2 separate regions of the Homo sapiens genome follow, and region 2 is linked to region 1. Evidence: chromatin loops called from intact Hi-C (ENCODE). Cell type or tissue: dorsolateral prefrontal cortex. All regions are shown on one strand. Links, peaks and the distances in the headings refer to the core of each region. The heading gives the core; the rest is flanking DNA.

Region 1 (9,058 bases), core at 559-8,558:
GGAGTGCAGATATCTCTTTGACATGTTGATTTCATTTCCTTTGGAAATATATCCAGAAGTGGGATTGCTGGATCATATGATAATTTTTATATCTTTTAGGAAACTCCATACTGTTTCCCAAAATGGTTGTACTGATTGACATTCCCACCAACACTCTACACAAAGGTTGCCTTTCCTCCATATCTTCACCAATATTTATCACTTGTCTTTTTTGTAATAGTCATTCTAACAGGCAGGAGGTGATATCTCATTGTGGTTTTAATTTGTATTTCTTTGATGATTAGAGATGTTGAGCATTATTTTCATATATATTTTGGTCATTTGTATTTCTTCTTCTGAGAAATGCCTGTTCAGATCCTTTGCCCATTTTTAAAACAGTTTTCTTTCTGTTGAATTGTGGGAGTTCCCTATATATTTTGAATATTAGCCCCTTATCAGATGGACGGTTTGCAAATATTTTCTCCCAATCTAGGTTGTATCTTCACTCTGTTAACTGTTTCCTTTGTTGTGCAGAGGAAACAATTTTTAGTTTGATGCAATCCTGTTTTTCTGTTTTTGCTTTCATTGCCTGTGCTTTTGGAATGCTATCCAATAAATCATTTCCCAGACTGGTGTCATGGAGCATTTCCCTTGTTTTCTTCTACTTATAGTTTCAAGTTTTATGTTAGATTTCTTTATTCTTTTGAGTAAATTTTTGAATATGTTGTGAGATAAAAGTTCAATTTCATTTTTCTGCTTGTGAATATCCCATTTTCCCACCACCATTTATTAAAGAGACTGTACTTATTTCCAATTTTGGCACCTGTGTGTCATAATTTACTATAAATACTTAGATTTCTTTCTGGGTTTTCTGTCCTGTTCATTGGTTGACGTGTCTGTTTTATGCCATCCAGTACCATGCTGTTTTGATTATAAAAGAGTTTTAGGATTTTCTTTTTTAGATCAGTGTGTAATGCCTCCAGGTTTTTTGTTTGTTTGTTTGTTTTGCTCAAGATTGCTTTGGTTGTTATGGGTCTTTTCTTGTTCCATATTTGACCCCCACTCCACTTTTAAATTTAAAAAAGAATCTCTCACTTATTATCAGTTATTGCTGAAGCCAGTGAAATTCATATTATTATCTGTTTTGCATCACTGTTTGAATGCTGCATATCAATCCCCTGGTGAACTTTGAGCATCTTTTTTCAACTTTCTTCAGTTAATATCATTCAGATTCATGAAGGCACATCTTTCTTCAGCAGTTCATAAATTAGCAGCATACATTTTAGGGGAGAGCCTTCATCTAAAAGTAACTCTTTATCTTAAGAATAAATCCTGTTTGTATCTGTCTCTCAAGCTATTGGTGCCTTTATAAGTTATCTTATGTGGAAGAGAATGTAGGGGAAGGAAAATTTGTTTTCTCACCCATTTCTAGGTTCATGACTGAGGCCCCTATAGGAAAAGACAGATGAATGAGAAAAAATCATACAAATGTACTTAATATAAAAGTTTTATGTGACATAGGACACTTCATAGGAAAATTAAGATGCAAAAAAACAGAGAGACCTGTGTATTTTTATGCTAAGTTTGATTAAGAAGTTGATAATTATAGATAAATATTTTTGGACAAAGGGAGTATGATCTAATGGAATTGAACTGGGGGACAGGGGTCAAACAAGGCCTTCTTGTTCATATTCTTCTCTGTGTCTTCAGAGATAAGAATGTTTCTTTCCTCCAAGCATAGGAAGAACACTTCTGGGGAGAAAGTCAGAGAGTGACATCCTCGATTTTATAGCCTGCTTCAGGGGACAAGAGCCAAGGGAAGGTGAGAATGGCCTTCCTGCTTCTGAAGTTTTCTCAAATGTCAAGATGACATAATTAGAGATTCTGAACCCCATTAAGAGCTCATCCCAAGACAAAAGGAATGAGACAAACATATCCTTCTACAGATCCTTAATCGTCTAAAGGGAGGGTTAGTCCTGAACACTTGGTAATTTGGATTTGTCTTTCAAACGGTACTTCAATGGAATTTATCTGGGTTCACAGTTCCAAACTTTAAATTATGGTATAAATGGATACAATAGTGTATCCATAATATTGTAAATGGATTCAATGGATTCCATAAGTTTAAGTATATATAAACAGCATATTTAAACTTAAGGAAACTAGTTAATTGCTCATTTTATCAAATACGTTAATACTATCATATTAACCTTAGTTTTCATCAAGTGGTAAAATATCTTTAAAGTTAAAGTACCAGAGAGGATCACCTCAATTGAAACATGTTCATTGCAGCATTATCCACAATAGCCAGGATACAGAGACAATCTAGGTATTTATCGGTAAAGAAACTGTGGTGTGTATACACAATAGAATATTATTCAGCCTTTTTAAAAAAGGAGATTCTGCTCTATGCCACAACATGGATGGTCCTGGAGTATATTTTGCTAAATGAAACAAGCCAGACACAGAAAGGAAAATACTACATGAACTCACTTATATGTGGAATCTAAAAAAAAAAAAAAAAGGAAAATGAAATATATAGAGAGGATAAAACAGTGGTTGCCAGAGTTGGGGTAGGGGAGGAAATAGATTTAGGTCAAAGGATGCAACATAGGGTACATTAATGATAGTGTATTGTATTTACGATTTTTGCTAAATGAATAGATTATAGCTGTTCTTGCCATGGGAGGGGAAATGGTTAACTATGTGAGATGATGGGTGTGTTAATTTGTTCTACAACAGTAACAGTTTTACTGTATATATAGGTGTATATATTATATATACATATATAATATATAAAAAATATAGTAAAATACATATATAATATAACATGTTATATACCTTCAATATATACAATTTATTTAAAAACTCATTTATGATTTCAGTTAGAATTTTTAAAAACATTATGCTTCAGAGTATTTATTGCTTTTAACCCTCACAAAATTATGCATCATTCTCATGTTTCCAATATTCACCTGGGTTTGTCTAAGTATTTGAGGAAAAGTAAAAGTTTTTAAGAACTTTATTATTCTCAAATTTCAGTGAAATTAGAATGTAAAATCTTAGATGTGAATACTTTTACATGATGTTTATTAAATATAGTATGCTTCAAGGCAAAAAAATATGACATTGAAGACCAATATTTAATAGCCAATTTTTTCTTTTCTTTTTTCTTTTTCTTGAAGTGAGCAGAATATGCATAATGATAGGTATGATGAAATTTTATTTAGTGGTATTCGGAAGTATTCGACTTTAACAAGTATGTGCTGTTCTGTTGTGAATAAAAATTTGGGAAATAAAAACTAGAAACTTTACTCTGCACATATTAGGAGTATAAAAGTAGATTATGTTTTTAGAAATGGATGAGAATAGCCATATACCCCAACATCAAGATCTATGGTCTACAAAGCTAAAAGATGTAAAAGAAATGTGGAGGTTAATACAATAAGAGCACCCTCCCCCATTTATAAAGGTCAGACATGCCTATGGTGTACATTGCTATCTGTAAAGATTGGAAAACCTCAGATGTTGCATCTTAAAATATGTACATTTTCTGACATTTGGGTAGAACAATATAATTTCTTATAAATGAACTTGATTCCTGACATTCAGTTGAATGTTAATTTAATTTTGGTGCTAGTATAGCAAAGTCTTCCACATGTCATCGTAGTTGAGTTATCCTAGGAGTTTTGATGACTGGGAATAAAGAGGGCCTCCCTTGAAGGCTGGGCAGTGATGGAGACGTAAGATAAATTCATAGCAGTAACAAATCTAGAAAGAAAAGCCCTAGAGCATAACCCACAGCAAATCCTGAAACTCTCTTCCTTTAAGGAATTTCCTGGTGGCCTTAGGGAGGATATTAATGGAACTCTTTAGGCTTAACCTTGTTAAGGGACTGTTATGCAGCCCTTGTTGTTTTCTACTTTAAAGTCAAGAATTTTAAGCAGATTAGAATGAAGAATAGTGCAGTGCAGCATAAAGTTAGTATTATACTGTTAATAACATTCATCTGAATTATTAATTTCTGCCAGCAGTTGCTTTTAATATAATCAGGATTAACTGTAGAAATACGGATTGTTTTCCCCTTTTTGCTTTTTTATCTGAAGAATAATTTATTGTAATTAAGAATACATTATAAAAACAAAAAGGAATCGCAGCTATAAAAATGTGTTATATCAATGACTGATTATATTAACATTCTATAGCTGTCTAATTTCTTAGGCTAAAAAAAAAATCAAAGGAAATTGTTTCATTCAAATTGTTGAGCTTTTTGCCATCTTTAGAACCAGTCAGCTAGAGGAGAGTGTTTGTGACGATTACCAAGAATGGTTAAAACCAAAAGGTGTTGGTTTGCTTGCTCTCTCTTCTGGTGAGACAGCCATTTGAAATAGCATTCAGGCAGCGTGGCCTGGACGCTGAAGCAGAGCTTGGCAGATGGTACCGCAGGATGGAGAAACTGCTGGCAGATGGCATGGACTATTTGAGCAACAAAGAGACTTTTGGCTACCAATGCTAAGAGTTGGAAAGAAAGAAGACGACAACTTCTCCAGTGCTGCCAGCTTGTATACAGAAAACGTTTTGGCAGAATGGAGACTGGTAAAAGATATTCAATTGTTAACTGCAAGGAAAGAGAAGAGTTGTTGTTATTAAGTTTCCTAAGTGTGCTCCCTCTGGTGTGATTGGAACGTAGTTTCATATGGAAGAGCCCTTTAGAGATCATCTAAACCAACTATGCTGACTGAATATTTGGACACATTCAGTCTGTTTTTACTACTGAAAAGATATCTCTTTGAAGCATTATTTATAAAAAGTTTAATCCATGTTTGTTTTTGATAAGTTAAAAAAAAATCTTTATTGAAGACCTTATTTCCCAGGCTTCATATGTGCAGATTAGCAGTGGTTCTTGTTTAGCATTGGGCTAAAATAATGTACAGTGAAGTCAGGTTTGGCTAATATGACACAAAAATGTAGAGTTTTCCCTGCAAATGCTATACATAATTGAATCACTGAATTACTTAGGGGGTTATAGTCATTACCACACATCTCCAATTTGTTTTCTGGAATCTCTGAAGCCACTTATTACAAATAGACATTTAGTTCCTAATGATTTCATTGGGGGCTGCTACAATTTTTCATTTGTAGCTTTTTCACCTATTGCTACCTAATACCTTTCTCTCTCTCTCTCTCTCTCTCTCTCTCTCTCTCTCTCTCTCTCTCTCTCTCGTACCTCTTATTTGATATTGTGTTTCCAGAATTAATTAATTTAGATGACTTTCACGTAGTAACTTTTATCCACAAGTAATACTTTAAGCAGAAATATATAACTTGGTTTTTCTAAAATAATTAATTTAACATATCAAGAATGGTATTAAGAAAAATATTTGGGGATTTTTAAATGAAATTTAAAGTGGAAATGTATTACTTGAGGTAGAAAAACCAATTCTATACATATTCTTAATAGTTAAATCTCCTAGCTCACTGAAGTTTAAATTTTTGGTATCTCAATTATTCAGAAAACTGCTGAGATTTTGGATGTAATTGAAAATGCTACTGAATTGAGATCAAAAGGGATAAGTAAGTTATATTCAGAATAGTGTCACTGGAGATGCCTCTGAGCCACCAAAATTACCATCATAATGATTATTTAACTTTTGAGAAGTACTCTTGGCTTTTGGACTCTTACCTTACATAATTTTCTGTCAGTCTTTATGATCCAGTTTTTCTCAGTCTGTAGAAGACTAGTAGCATCTGACTGGAATTAGAGGGCTGCAAGAGGGAAGCATGCAGATAAAACGGCACAGAGACAGGTTCAGATAAGAAGGATCCCATAAAAATTACTCAATTACCAAAATGAAATGATGGCTTCAAGGCTTCAGTGGGGAAAAACTCATTTCAGTTGATTCAGTTAAGACATTTAAAAGAAGACATTTCTCAAAAAAAAAAAAAAAAAAAAAAAAAAAGAAATGGCTGAAAGTTTTGTCACTTAAAGGGCAAATATTAATTTTTTAGAAAATTCATTTATTTAGAAACTTTCACTCCATGTTTATATTAGGTAAAGAGGGTCTAAATCATGTATGACTGTTTTTACCAATGACCAATTTTCATAAGTGGAAAATTATGTTTCAAATCTTTGCTTAGAGGAATATGCCTTTTTAGTCTACGTATGATATCCACTCCCAGCGATACAGCTCTTTTTCCTTGTCCTCATTTTGGCAATGAAGCTGGTCTTGCTGGAAGTGCAGTGGAAACCTCTGGGTCACACAAGCCAGGCAGCCCTCACTGTGACTTCGTCTTATGCAAGTCACATCACTTTACCTCCCTGGACCTTCGTTATCTCACCTGGAAAATAAGGGAGTGGCTTTTAATGTCCTTCTTTCATTAATGGCTGAAGCTTTTCCTGTGATTCCAGGGCATAATTTATTAAAAGGAGGAAAAATTGATATTGATTAGCATATATGAATAGATGTTTGATTATCAAGCACTTGATACCCGATTCCACATTTACCACTGGACTCCTTTGCCTTTTAGTACTAGGTTCCTCCTCTGTAAAACGTGAGGGTTGATTTAGGTAGATGGAATATATAAGGTTTATACTACATCAAAGACTGAATGGGTTTTAGTTAAATTCATGATTCTCTTTCTTTTTTGTTCTGTCCCCAAGAACCTCTCACTAGGACACTCACATCTGTTCTTGTCACCAGAGCCTCACTTTTTCCAGGACATCCCTTTTCCCCTCTACTGTTGCAGAACTTTCCCCTCAGTTTAGTTTAAACCAGGTTCTTGTCACACGACCAGGAAAGATTAGGCTTGAGACACATAGAGGGGTGAGGAACAGAACTTATTGGGCAAATAGTAAAACAAAAAAATAACACTCAGCAAAGTGAGAGAGAGTCCTGCTAGCAGGTTTCTCACCTTACAGATTGAATCCCAGTTCACCACCCAGGAACTGAAGAAGCCACAGGCTCCTCCCAACTGCAAATGGCGCAAACCTCCGGAGGCTCCACCCCGTCCTCCCAGTGTGCAGGTGGGCATTGTTCAGAGAACCAGTCGGGAAAGGGCGGGCTCCATCCGGGACCAGCAGTCTGTTTTTTCAGCCTTCAGGCTGTTTTAGGCTTGAAGATGGAATTTCGCTGGGGACCCTTGGCTGTCTCCTGTCTCTATCAATACCTCTTGCCTCCTCTCCCACTGTGATAAAGTCTTTGCACTGTGGGATGAGACACATGAGGCCTTATTCATTGTTGCATCTCCACCTTCCAGTCTGATGCTTGTTGAATGAATTAATGCAGATACCTCTTGTATACCTGACTCCCAGTGCCTCATCCTCCACTGGAGCGCCATCCTTGCATCACCTTTCTTACTCTGGTGAGGAGTCGTACTCTCAGCCCCTGTGGTTTGAGACCCCCACAACCACTTCTGGTATGAAGACAGACAGACACCCCTCATTCTCATTGTCAGACACTAGGCATTAGGAATCGGAATTTCAGCTCTTTTCCCATAGAAGCAATATTTAAAATTGTCACAGCTTTGGTATTTTAATATAAATACAGTGTGAGTTAGAACTTCGGTTGCCTGGCTAAGGAATCTAACCATTATTTACAACACAGTGTTGTTTCTTTGGAAATTTCTATTCTGGGTTCCAAGTGACTGACTTGCAAATAAACTTTGGTAAGACAGTCCATTTGTAGTTTGCGAATGGCCTTTAGGCCATATAGATAGAAAAGCATATTGGGATAAGCATGGATCTCAATGTGCATGAAATTTGCAGTGCCTCAAAGACAGATCTTTAGTGTATGACAAAAGACAGAGAGTATTCCCAAATAAGTCTTTGACTTTTCCCACAGACACCGATTTTCATGTTAAGAAAAACCTTTTCAGAACACATCTACAAGAGCAAGGTACAGTTGAATTTTATGAAAATTGAATTTGAACAAGGGCTTTATGATTGCAAACTTTGTCAATCCCCATGGTTTATAATTCCAAAAAAAAGTTTAAGTGTATCACTTTCATTTAAGCTGTCATCTGTGTTTTGATTTTCCATGGGGGTGTTCCTTTCATCTTGATAGCGCTTCACTGGGGAGATTGTTTGATTGCCAATAGACTGTTTCCTATTCTATCTTTATACTTTCCCTTTTCTGTGTCTTAAAGTCACCATCGTCATTTGCCTGGAGCACGACAGCATACTCCTAAGCCGTTCCTGTACTTCTGTCCTTGCCCTGCCCCGTGCCAGATTTGCATATGGAAGTCAAAGGGAGCTTTACAATGGGACCCATTTTTTTCCATGATAAAACCATCCAGTCACAATAAATTGACTTAGATTAAGATGTAAACTTCTTACCTGGGACTTGAAAAGCCCCAAATGATCTGGCCCTACTATCTTCTCTAATTCAGCATGAAGCACAACCTCCTTTTGACTCAGCATGTCCCAGCTAAACTGACTTTTTTTTATTGCTTGACCACCCAACATCCTTTCTTGCTAGAACTAATGCAATGGCTGTTTCTTCTGTTTGTTTGACTCTCAGAATCTTTCTTAGAATTAAAGTGTCCACGCAAAGTCCCCCTATTCAAAGAGTGCTTCTCTGACCAAATTATCTAATATAGTCTAATATTAAACATCACTTTCCTCTTTCTCCAATATAACAATGTTTTGTTATCCTCCTGGCATTCGTTACTATCTGAACCAATTTTATTTATGGGCTTAAGGTCTATCTCCCACTTTTGAATGTAAACTTTGAGACAGAGGACATTGTCTGATTTTCTTACCACCCTATACCTGGTGCTTAGAGGAGTGTCTGGCACTTTACAGAAACTCACATGTGTAAGTGAGTGCTTTGATAGATTACTGGCCTCTGTGCATTAGATACCAATAACACTCTTCTGATGTGACAATAAAAAGTACCACAAGACATCATCCCTGGTTGAGAAATATGATATACAGCAAGAACAAAACAATCCCATCAAAGAGTGGGCTAAGGACATTTGAATAGACAGTTCTTAAAAGAAGACATACAGATGGCCAAGAAACATATGGAAAAATGCTCAACATCACTAATTATCAGGGAAATGCAAATCAAAACCACGA
Region 2 (9,058 bases), core at 608-8,607, 150 kb after region 1:
AATCGATTGCATTGCTATTTTGTAGCCCCCAGTATGGCTTTTGAGAAGTATGCTTCTATTCTCTTTTTACATTCCAGACATGGATTTTTTTTTCTCTGTGGAAACTTTTAGCATCCTCTATTTATCCCTAAAGTTCTGAAAATTCAGAGTGGTGTGCTTTATCAAGTCTATATATTTTCAGTGTGGTTATATATGATATTTTACCTTTGTCTTCAATATTTAATATCAGCACTTAAATCCTCTTCACATTGTCTGTTACTTCCAGATTTTTTCTACTGATTATTTTGGCCTTTTATTTTAAAGGGTTTCCTCATTTATCTGTTATCCTCAGCTGTATGTTTATATTTAAGAAGGATCCCCTTAAAAAGCTGATTGCGGCTCTCTGGTGTATGGGGTTTAGTGGTGGAAGGTATCCCCTAAGCTGGTAGCACCATTAGGCTAATTGGATAGAGATCCTGCCTATTCACTCTTGGCTGGTAGATGTTGTTATCCACTGGCCGTGTATTGATTATCTGCAGATTATATATAACTTAGCAGCTTAAAATGACAAACATTTATTACCTCATACAGATGATTACTGTCAGGAATGCAGGCATGGCTTAGCTTGGTGATTCTGGCTCGGGGTTTCCCAAGAGTCTGTAGCCAAGCTGTCATCTCAAGGATGGGTCAGAGGGCTCACTCCTCAGCTCACATGTGTGGGTGCTGGCAGTCCTAATTTCCTCAGGTTGTCAGTATGTCCCTAGGGCTGCTTGGGACATGGCAGCTGCATCCCCTCAGAACAAGTGACTCGAGAGAGAAATTAAGAGGGGCATGCTCTAAAGACAGAAGTGCAGTTTTATAACCTAATCTCAGAATGGACATACCAGTACTTCTTTCTGTCATATTTTATTCATCGCACAGACCAACCTTGGTGCACTGTAGGAAGGAACTACATAGTGTAAATCCAGGCAGTGGGGCTTGCTAGGTGGCCGTCTTGGAGACAGGCTGCCATGGACTTCTTTTCTCAATTATTTTCCGCAGAGAAAGACTCCTCTCCATGTGCCTTACCTGAAGATTTAAGCCTGGGTGACAGTGTTTAGGGAACCTAGCTTGGAAATAAAGAAGGGGTCTCACCATTCAGTATTTGACTCTTCCTTAGTTTTCTGGGTTTTTTTTTTTTACAACCATGCATCACACTCAGCCTCTGCAGTTATGCCTGGCATCATTTAGATCAGAATTGGTCAGCCTACCCAGAAAATGCAACTCTGATTTGTACAAGGAGGAGAGAAGAGAATGGGCAGTCTCTGGAGCACAGACTGAGGAATGGAAATGGGCCAAGGCCTCGTTGGGCATTTTACAGGCTTTCTACCCATCCTCTTGCCATCAGCCCCACCCTGACCTTTTAAAGCAGCTGCTTTCCCCAATTCCTGAGCTTTCCTGGGTCCCTGCAACTTGGTTGGCCTCCCTACCTCTGTAGGATGTCAGGTCTCAGCTGTCTCTCTTCTGGAGAGAGAATTACCACTGATCCTGGTCCTTATGTTTTCACTTCCCATCTTCCAACATTTTGTTAACATCACTCATCTCCACTCATTTTCTCCTGGTTTTCTTCGTATTTGTGAGTTTTACCTATTTTACTATTTCACTGTCTTTGTGGTAGTTTTAGGATGGTTGAATTTCTGTATTTAGCCTGCCATTAAGTATATATTTCCATTTTTCTGCTTGTATAATTTCCAATACATATCCTGATAGATAGTATTTCCTACAAAATTTACTTTTAGAGGAAAAATTCAAAATGTTAGCAGACTAATCAGCTTATCCTGCCCAAAGCTTTTGAGATGAGAATAGAATGGATTATGCTTTCCATGACTCTTTTGATTTCTGGCTGCTTTAGAATGTAGATTTATAAGAAAAGAAGAGTAGGTGAAAATGGTCAGTAGTATACTGTCTAGGGAATGAGCTTAGAATTCTGAGGATTTTAGATTTCTCTTGGACTGTTGCTTAAAAGTACCACTCACAGCAAACACTTGATAGCTTAACGCATACAACCGCATTAAAGAGATAGTGTTTTAACTGCACATATAACTTAACTATTTCTGTATTTATCTTCAGTTTTCAGTGTTTAAACCTGCCTGTTTCTTACATTGTTGGAATCATGGAAAGAAAGCTATAAACAAGTTGGAAGTATTTATTACAATACCTCAAGGTGAAACCACTAAAGTCCTTCTGTGGGTAATTTATTATACTGCGAGATCTCAGACACATGAGAAACTGTCCTGAACTCCCAAATGAAAGCACTTCCAAAATACAGCATTTCTAAAACGAGTAACCTTTAACTTATCTAGCATAAGCAGAAGAATAAGATATGTTTAAAGTTTTCATGTTTTTGCTGATAGACTTAAAATCTACGTAGCGTTTCCTAGATTCTGACTTTGACTTGCTCACACGCTGTCCCTACCCATGCAAGCTAGAATCTTTCCTCTCCCTTCTTGATTTCAACATGAGTTTAGAACCAAAGGAACTTTTACTTGGTCCGGTGACAGTTTCCCGTCTGAGACTTCCCCACGCAGGCACAGAGCCATGGCCCCTGGGCTGTTTTTATTTGCTCTAATTCAAATGCCAATTCTAATTTGCTTTCTACGGTGCTCTTTTGTTCGTCTGTCTTCTTCTAGTATTTATAATTGATAACTGTAGTTTAATTATTCAAAATCATTATTTTTAGATGTTTAAAATTGTTTTTTTTCCCCTTCAGACTTGTATATAAATGTCATTATCTCCTGAGAAGTGGTATAATTTTCAGAAGCAGAGAATACATTATCTTCTCTTGTATCCAGTGGTGTAGTGTCTGTCGGGGTTCCCAACCTCTACACTATTGATGCTTTAGGCTGGCTGCACCTTTGTTGTGGAGGGGCTTTCCTGTACGTTGGGCGTTGTAGGGTGCTCAGCAGTGTCCTTGGCCTCTGTCATTGGATACTAATAACATGCCCACTTCACAAATTTAATCTTTCTGTAAGACTCAGAAATACATAGGAACAGAAACAAAAGCAAAAAATCAGTATCGACTGCTTCTTGAGGGCTCACTGCCTGCTGTGAAGCAGCATCTGCAGGTCTGTGGTCAGCGCTGGAGGTTGAAAACCATTTTAAATGAGCAACTGTGGCGGGTTCACAGGGTCAAAGGGCAGAGTTCCTGTTGGGATGTGGGAAAAGATGTGATCTCTACTATCTCAGTGGCAATTCCACAGCCAATGGAAGTAAGCAATGGAACAATTTAGACCATTTGAGAACCAAGGTGTCACCCTACTGTGAAATCTGCAGACAGAGAAGGCATTTCATCTGTATTTTTACCTTCAATCCTTGTCTGTGTCTATAAGTTCACATTGCCGACAGCCCACCTGCCAGCTCTGCTACCAGAATTGCCTTGCTAACCAGCTTTACTCCTGGAATTTAGGAAAGTCTGAGAAAAGTCTTCATCTATTCATATTGGCATGCTGGTACTTAAATTCAATGAAAGTAAGAGTAGAACCATGTATTCAATAAAAATAAGAATAGCTTTATTTGCATGCTGTCACTAGTATCAACCTAACTTCTTATGTCCTTTTCAAGTAAGTCAGTGAAAACCAGAAATTTCCTGACAGCTGGCCTTGGACCGTGGCTGCTTTAACCTCTCTGCAGGGGCAAGTACATTTCTGTCATTCTGCATTTGTGATCCTGAGGTCTGACTGTCACATGTACAGTTATTGGCATCCACAGGGTAGAACTTCTTTCTTATCTATAGTTCCCAGGTACAGAGCAGGAAAGGAGAACTGCAGCCAAGGGGTGATATCTAATTCACAACTGGGATGCCCCAGTGTGTGTGCCGAGGAGAAGGTACCTGAGTAATGTTATTCATTAACATTTATTTCTGGGCTTTGGCCAATTGGTCTTCCTGTAGGGTTATTTGGCATGTTCTAATAAAATGTGCCTATGATTGAGATTATCTTGGATTAAGAAAATAACTTATTCAACAAGTATTTATTGAGCATCTCTTCTGTGTTGAGCACTGTGCTAGAGAGTATAGCACAGAACAGGCCAGATACAGCTCTGGTGCAGCTTGTAGTCTAGTCTAGGAGAGGTAGAATTGAACACACATGTAACTGCAAACTTTGAGAAGTGCCACAAAGGCAAGAGTATTCAGGAAACCCAGTTTAATTAGAGTCAGAGAAGGTTTCTGTAAAGAAGTGAAATTTAAGCTGAGGACATTTAAGGCAGAAGGAATGTAACTGTCATAGGCCTGTACTGTAGGCTGCAAAGATCAACTTCTCCATGTCTCATGAATAGTTAATTATGTATATTTCTTATTTTAGCACCTCACATTATGCAGTTGACTGTCGAACAATGTGAGAGTTAGGGTTACAGGGCCCACATACAGTTGAAAATCTGAGTATAACTTGCAACTCCCCAAAAAACTTAACTACTAATACCTATTGTTGACCAGAAGCCTTACCAATAACATAAACAGTTGATTAACACCTATTTTGTATGTTATATGTATTATGTATACAATATGTATTTTTATGTATTCTTACAATAAAGTAAGCTAGAGGAAAGAAAAAATTATCAAGGAAATCATAAGGAAGACAAAATATATTTACTATTCATTAAATGGAAGTAGATCAATATAAAGGTCTTCATCCTCATCATCTGCCTGTTGAGTAGATGGAGGAAGAGAAGGGGTTGGTCTTGCTCTCTCAGGGGTGGCAGAGGTGAAAGAAAATCCATGTATAAGTGAACCTGCGCAGCTCGAACCTGTGTTGTTCAAGGGTCAACCATACTGACATGTTTACATGTATTTCTCCTTGGCAAGATGCAGACCGAGTTCCTAGAAGATAGGGATGATGTGTTATTCATATAGGTATAACCCAGTCTTGAGCTTCACAACAAACAGGTATTGGATGATAGTTGGGGAATTGAGTGAGTGAACTAATGAAATGAATGAATCAATGAATGAGTAAATTGGAGGATGTAATAAAGGTGGTTGACATCTGCTTTGTCCTCCGTATCCATACTTTCTTACTCTAGATACTGAGAATCTCTTCTGTCAGTCATCTTGTGCAGTGGGGTTTCTTTCTTACTTAGTTTTGAACAATTGGCCCTATTTGACTTTGCATGCCCAGGCCTCAGCACCTTGCCTGGCACACAGCTGTTCAATGAGTTATGAGTGAATGAATGAAAGAATGGGTTTATTTTCCTGATCGTGAGCCTTATTATGTAAGCTTGCTTGCTGATGTCTGAAACCTGCAGCCTTGCCTGCCTACCTAGACCGTTTCTGCACTCCACCTGAGGCCACCACTCCCAACAGTTACACTGAAGTTGATTTGCCTGGAAATGCAAAATGGGAAAAATTGGTTTTGTCTCTCCAAAATAAATCTCAAAACTGTCTCTTTGTCTGCCTAGGCCAAACCACTATCATCTCTGTCTAGCACTATGACAATAATCTCTTCTTTCGTCTCTCTGCAATCTGTTTTCCACAAAGCAGCTTAAATTTATATTTTAAAATATAAAAGGCAAATATAAAATATAAATGTAGGATTTAAAGTATTCTCTAAGTCAGATTGTGGGACTTACCTGCTGGGAACTGTAATGGCCTCCTCTAGCACATAGAATGAAATGTAAACCCTTCTGCACCTGCAAAACCTATCTTTTTTGACCCCGCCTACCTCTGTTGGCTCATTTTGTGCTCTTTTTCCCTTTGTTCTTCGTGCTCCAGCCACCCTGGCCTTCTTCACGTACCTTCACGTGTCTTTCACTTACCCAACTCTCATTCCCTTCATGAGGAACCTGCCCAGAGGAGACACTCAGGAACTCTTTGGACACATTCATGGCTTTTTAGTCCACTGATTTTTAGATATGACTTTACCCATAGGATCATTTCTTTCCAAGGAAACGTTAAGCAGAACCTCAACACATAAAGCAAATGAAAGTAGGGGTACTCTGATTCCCATGGAAACGAGGATCCCAGGAACCTCCGGTCCTAAGGCTTCTTCTGAAAATATAGGTTTCCAGAGATGATGGTTTGCAAGGCATTGCTCAGGTCCAGTAGTGCCTGTCTGACTTCTGTGTTTACTTTGACTGGCCTCTTTGAACTTGGACCACTGTTCTTTTAGGCATTTAGAAATTCCTTCCTACTCAACTGAACTCCTGATTCTCAATTCTTAGCCTACTGTCTTGAATGGCCACACATTCTGCTCTTAAAATGTTAAAACAGTCTAGATGGGAAGATGGATGGATAAAAAAGTTAAATAAAACTTGTATATGGTTAACTTCCAGATAGTTCCTCTAAGCACCAAAAGAGTCCAGAGAAGCAAGAGTTTAAGGGTGGGGGCTACAGAGATACTGGAATAATCCATGGAAGTGTCTAGATTTGAGAAAGGTCTTTGAAAATAGTAGGAAATAGTGAGAAATGATGCAGATAGTCTACTATGCATTATGGTTTGACGAAAAACATAAAGGGAATGAGACAGTTTGGGTAATAGAGGGGCAGCCATATCAACAAAGCATGTGAAGGAGTGTCTGGCCTGTAGATATGTAATGTAAGGTCACAAATGCTTAGGGGAGTTGGACCAGTGCCATAACACAGAACATTATACCCTAACTAACAAATGTGAACATAGTAGTTACTGTTGCCATAAATATCATGTCCTCAGAAAAATATATAATTCAGTGAGCAAAAATTTATTTTAATTACATTCCAGCTCTTGCTTCTGAAGATCCACCTGGTTATTTTGCTGAGCCTCAGTTGCCCCCCCATTCCTTTTCTGGTCGAGGACATGATGGCAGATGGCAAAACTCATCTATTATAGTTATTTCTTTACTGTTTACAGAGTAACCATTCCCTGACCTCAAATTCTGAGGTCATCGTATCAAAGCCTCCTATGCACTCATTGTTTTCTACTTCTGAGAACATCTGCCCAGCCTGGATGGCTCTCTTTTGTATAACATCCCAGCATTGTCTGGCTTTGCTCACTGGTCACAGCCAGGGTTCTCATGCTCATCTAGTCCTTCCCTCACCTTCACCCATGTCAATGACTTGCTTAATTACTTAATTTCTGCTTAATTTTTTGATAGCCTGAATGAAATGGTCCTATCCTCTTCCTGAATCATCCTATGTAGGTGCTCTCCAAATCCTGGCCTTGTCACTGGGTGACTGGCAGAAAGATAGGACCATTGACAGAACAGTGAGGTCAAGGGGGAGCTGACAAGAGGGAAAAGATAAGTTAATTTACAACACAATTAGTATAAGCAGAGGTGATGTTTAGGTGGTTACAGATAAGGAACTAGAACTCTAGTTTGAAAATCTGTGTTTTTAAATAACACTGGAAGATAAAGTTCATTCCTCAGGTATTCATTCCTTAAATGTAAACATATGCTGTTGCCAGGCACTGTGCTAAACACTGTGAGTATAAAAGTGAGTTCTCACTTTAATGCCTTTAAGGCATTCACTCTCTGGTGTGAGACACAGGTGTGATATAGCTGTATAATATGTCTACATATTTACCTTTAGCGTAATCTTTCCATGTAATACTCAGATCATTAAATCTGGAAAGAAGGAAGGAAGTCTAAAAGTGAGTACTCACTTTAATGCCTTTAAGGCATTCACACCCTGGTGTAATAAACAGATATGATATATCTGTATAATTTTATTGTATCTACTTATTTACCTTTAGCATAATTGTTTTCATGTAATATCCAGAACATGAAATGTGATCATGAAATCTGGGAAGAAGGAAAGAAGTTAGGAGACCAACATTCTACCACTTAGTAGCCCTATGACTATAGCAACCCTTCTGAACCTCAGTTTTCTGATCTGCAAATAAGAGCATTGGACTTGATGAAGTGTTTTCAGTTGATCTCTTGTGAAATCAGATGCTTTTCCAAGGATTCCAGAAACATTTGATTTCAAATGCTTTTTTAAAGTGTGATGAAAATAACTCATGCACTTAAATGCATTATGTACCAAAATTTGCCTCATCAGGAGAGCCTCGTTTTTCTTGACCCAAGGTTACAATTACACCTTATAAGTTTGGACAAAAGGTTACAAATTTGATTTAGCAGTATAAGCAAAAAAAAAAAAAAAAAAAAAAAAAAAAGCACGCTGATTAATAAAATATGCTTTTTGTTTCTTTCACCTATAGTTGTTTCATGAAATATTTGCTTGGCCCAATGAGTTTTGCTGTTAAAGACATTGCCATCACCAGCCCTCATCTGCAACATCTACTTCTAGCTCTAAGCAGCTAAGATTTTTTAACTCATGTAATAAAGTTGATTTATACTTAAATTTATCAGATTGGGTGGTTCTTTTTGACTTAACAGCTTATTGATGTATAATTCATAACATATTGTTCACCTACTTAAGGTATACAATTAATTGGTTTTTAGCATATGTACATAGTTTTGCAGCCATCATCATCAATTTTAGAACATTTGAACGATGCCAGAAAGAAACCCTGTACTTCTTAGCAATACTCCCCAATTTCCCTACTGTCCAGCCCAACCTTAGGCCACCACTAATCTACTTTCTGTCTTGATAGATTTGCCTAATATGAACATTTCATGTAAATGAAATCATGTAATACTGTATGTGGTGTGTTGTGACTGCCTTTTCCCGCCTAGCATGTTTTCAAGGTTCATCCATGCTGTAGCAAGTATCAGTACTTTATTTTCTTTTTACTGCCAAATAATATTTCATTTTATGGATATGCCAAATTTTATTTGTTCATTTATAAGTTGATGGACACTTGTTGTGAGCACTCTTTAGCTATTATGAATAGTGATGCTGTGAACATTTTGTACCAGTTTTTGCATGTACACATGTTTTGATTTCTTCCAAATATATACCTAGGAGTGGAATGGCTGGGGCCACATGATACCTCTGTGGTTAATTATTTGAGGAACCACCAGGCTGTTACCCAAACCTGTGGCACCACTTTACATTCCCACCAGCAGTGTATGGTCCCAGTTTCTCCACATCCTCACCAACACTTGTTATGATGTCTTTTTTCTTATAGCCATCCTAGTGGGTGTAAAGTGGTATTCACTGTAGTTT

The links. A loop is a pair of places that touch in the nucleus more often than their neighbours do. Peaks named below come from ENCODE experiments on the same cell type or tissue, not always from the same donor. Only the 100,000 strongest peaks of a DNase experiment are listed, where the experiment ranks them.
Region 2: it touches region 1 in a loop (2.3-fold over the local background); 2 of 110 quality-filtered maps call a loop at or near these places.

The regions. Positions count from the first base shown.
Region 1 is chr2:204,856,013-204,865,070 of GRCh38, forward strand. All of the region lies in intron 2 of PARD3B (par-3 family cell polarity regulator beta), which reads left to right. Among named protein-coding and RNA genes, the nearest start is that of PARD3B, 320 kb to the left of the region's middle. In dorsolateral prefrontal cortex, for the core only: no CTCF peak of the experiment used is centred there; a DNase peak (open chromatin) is centred at 4,409.
Region 2 is chr2:205,010,649-205,019,706 of GRCh38, forward strand. The region is part of intron 3 of PARD3B (par-3 family cell polarity regulator beta); the gene reads left to right. Among named protein-coding and RNA genes, the nearest start is that of PARD3B, 470 kb to the left of the region's middle. In dorsolateral prefrontal cortex, for the core only: no CTCF peak of the experiment used is centred there; no DNase peak of the experiment used is centred there.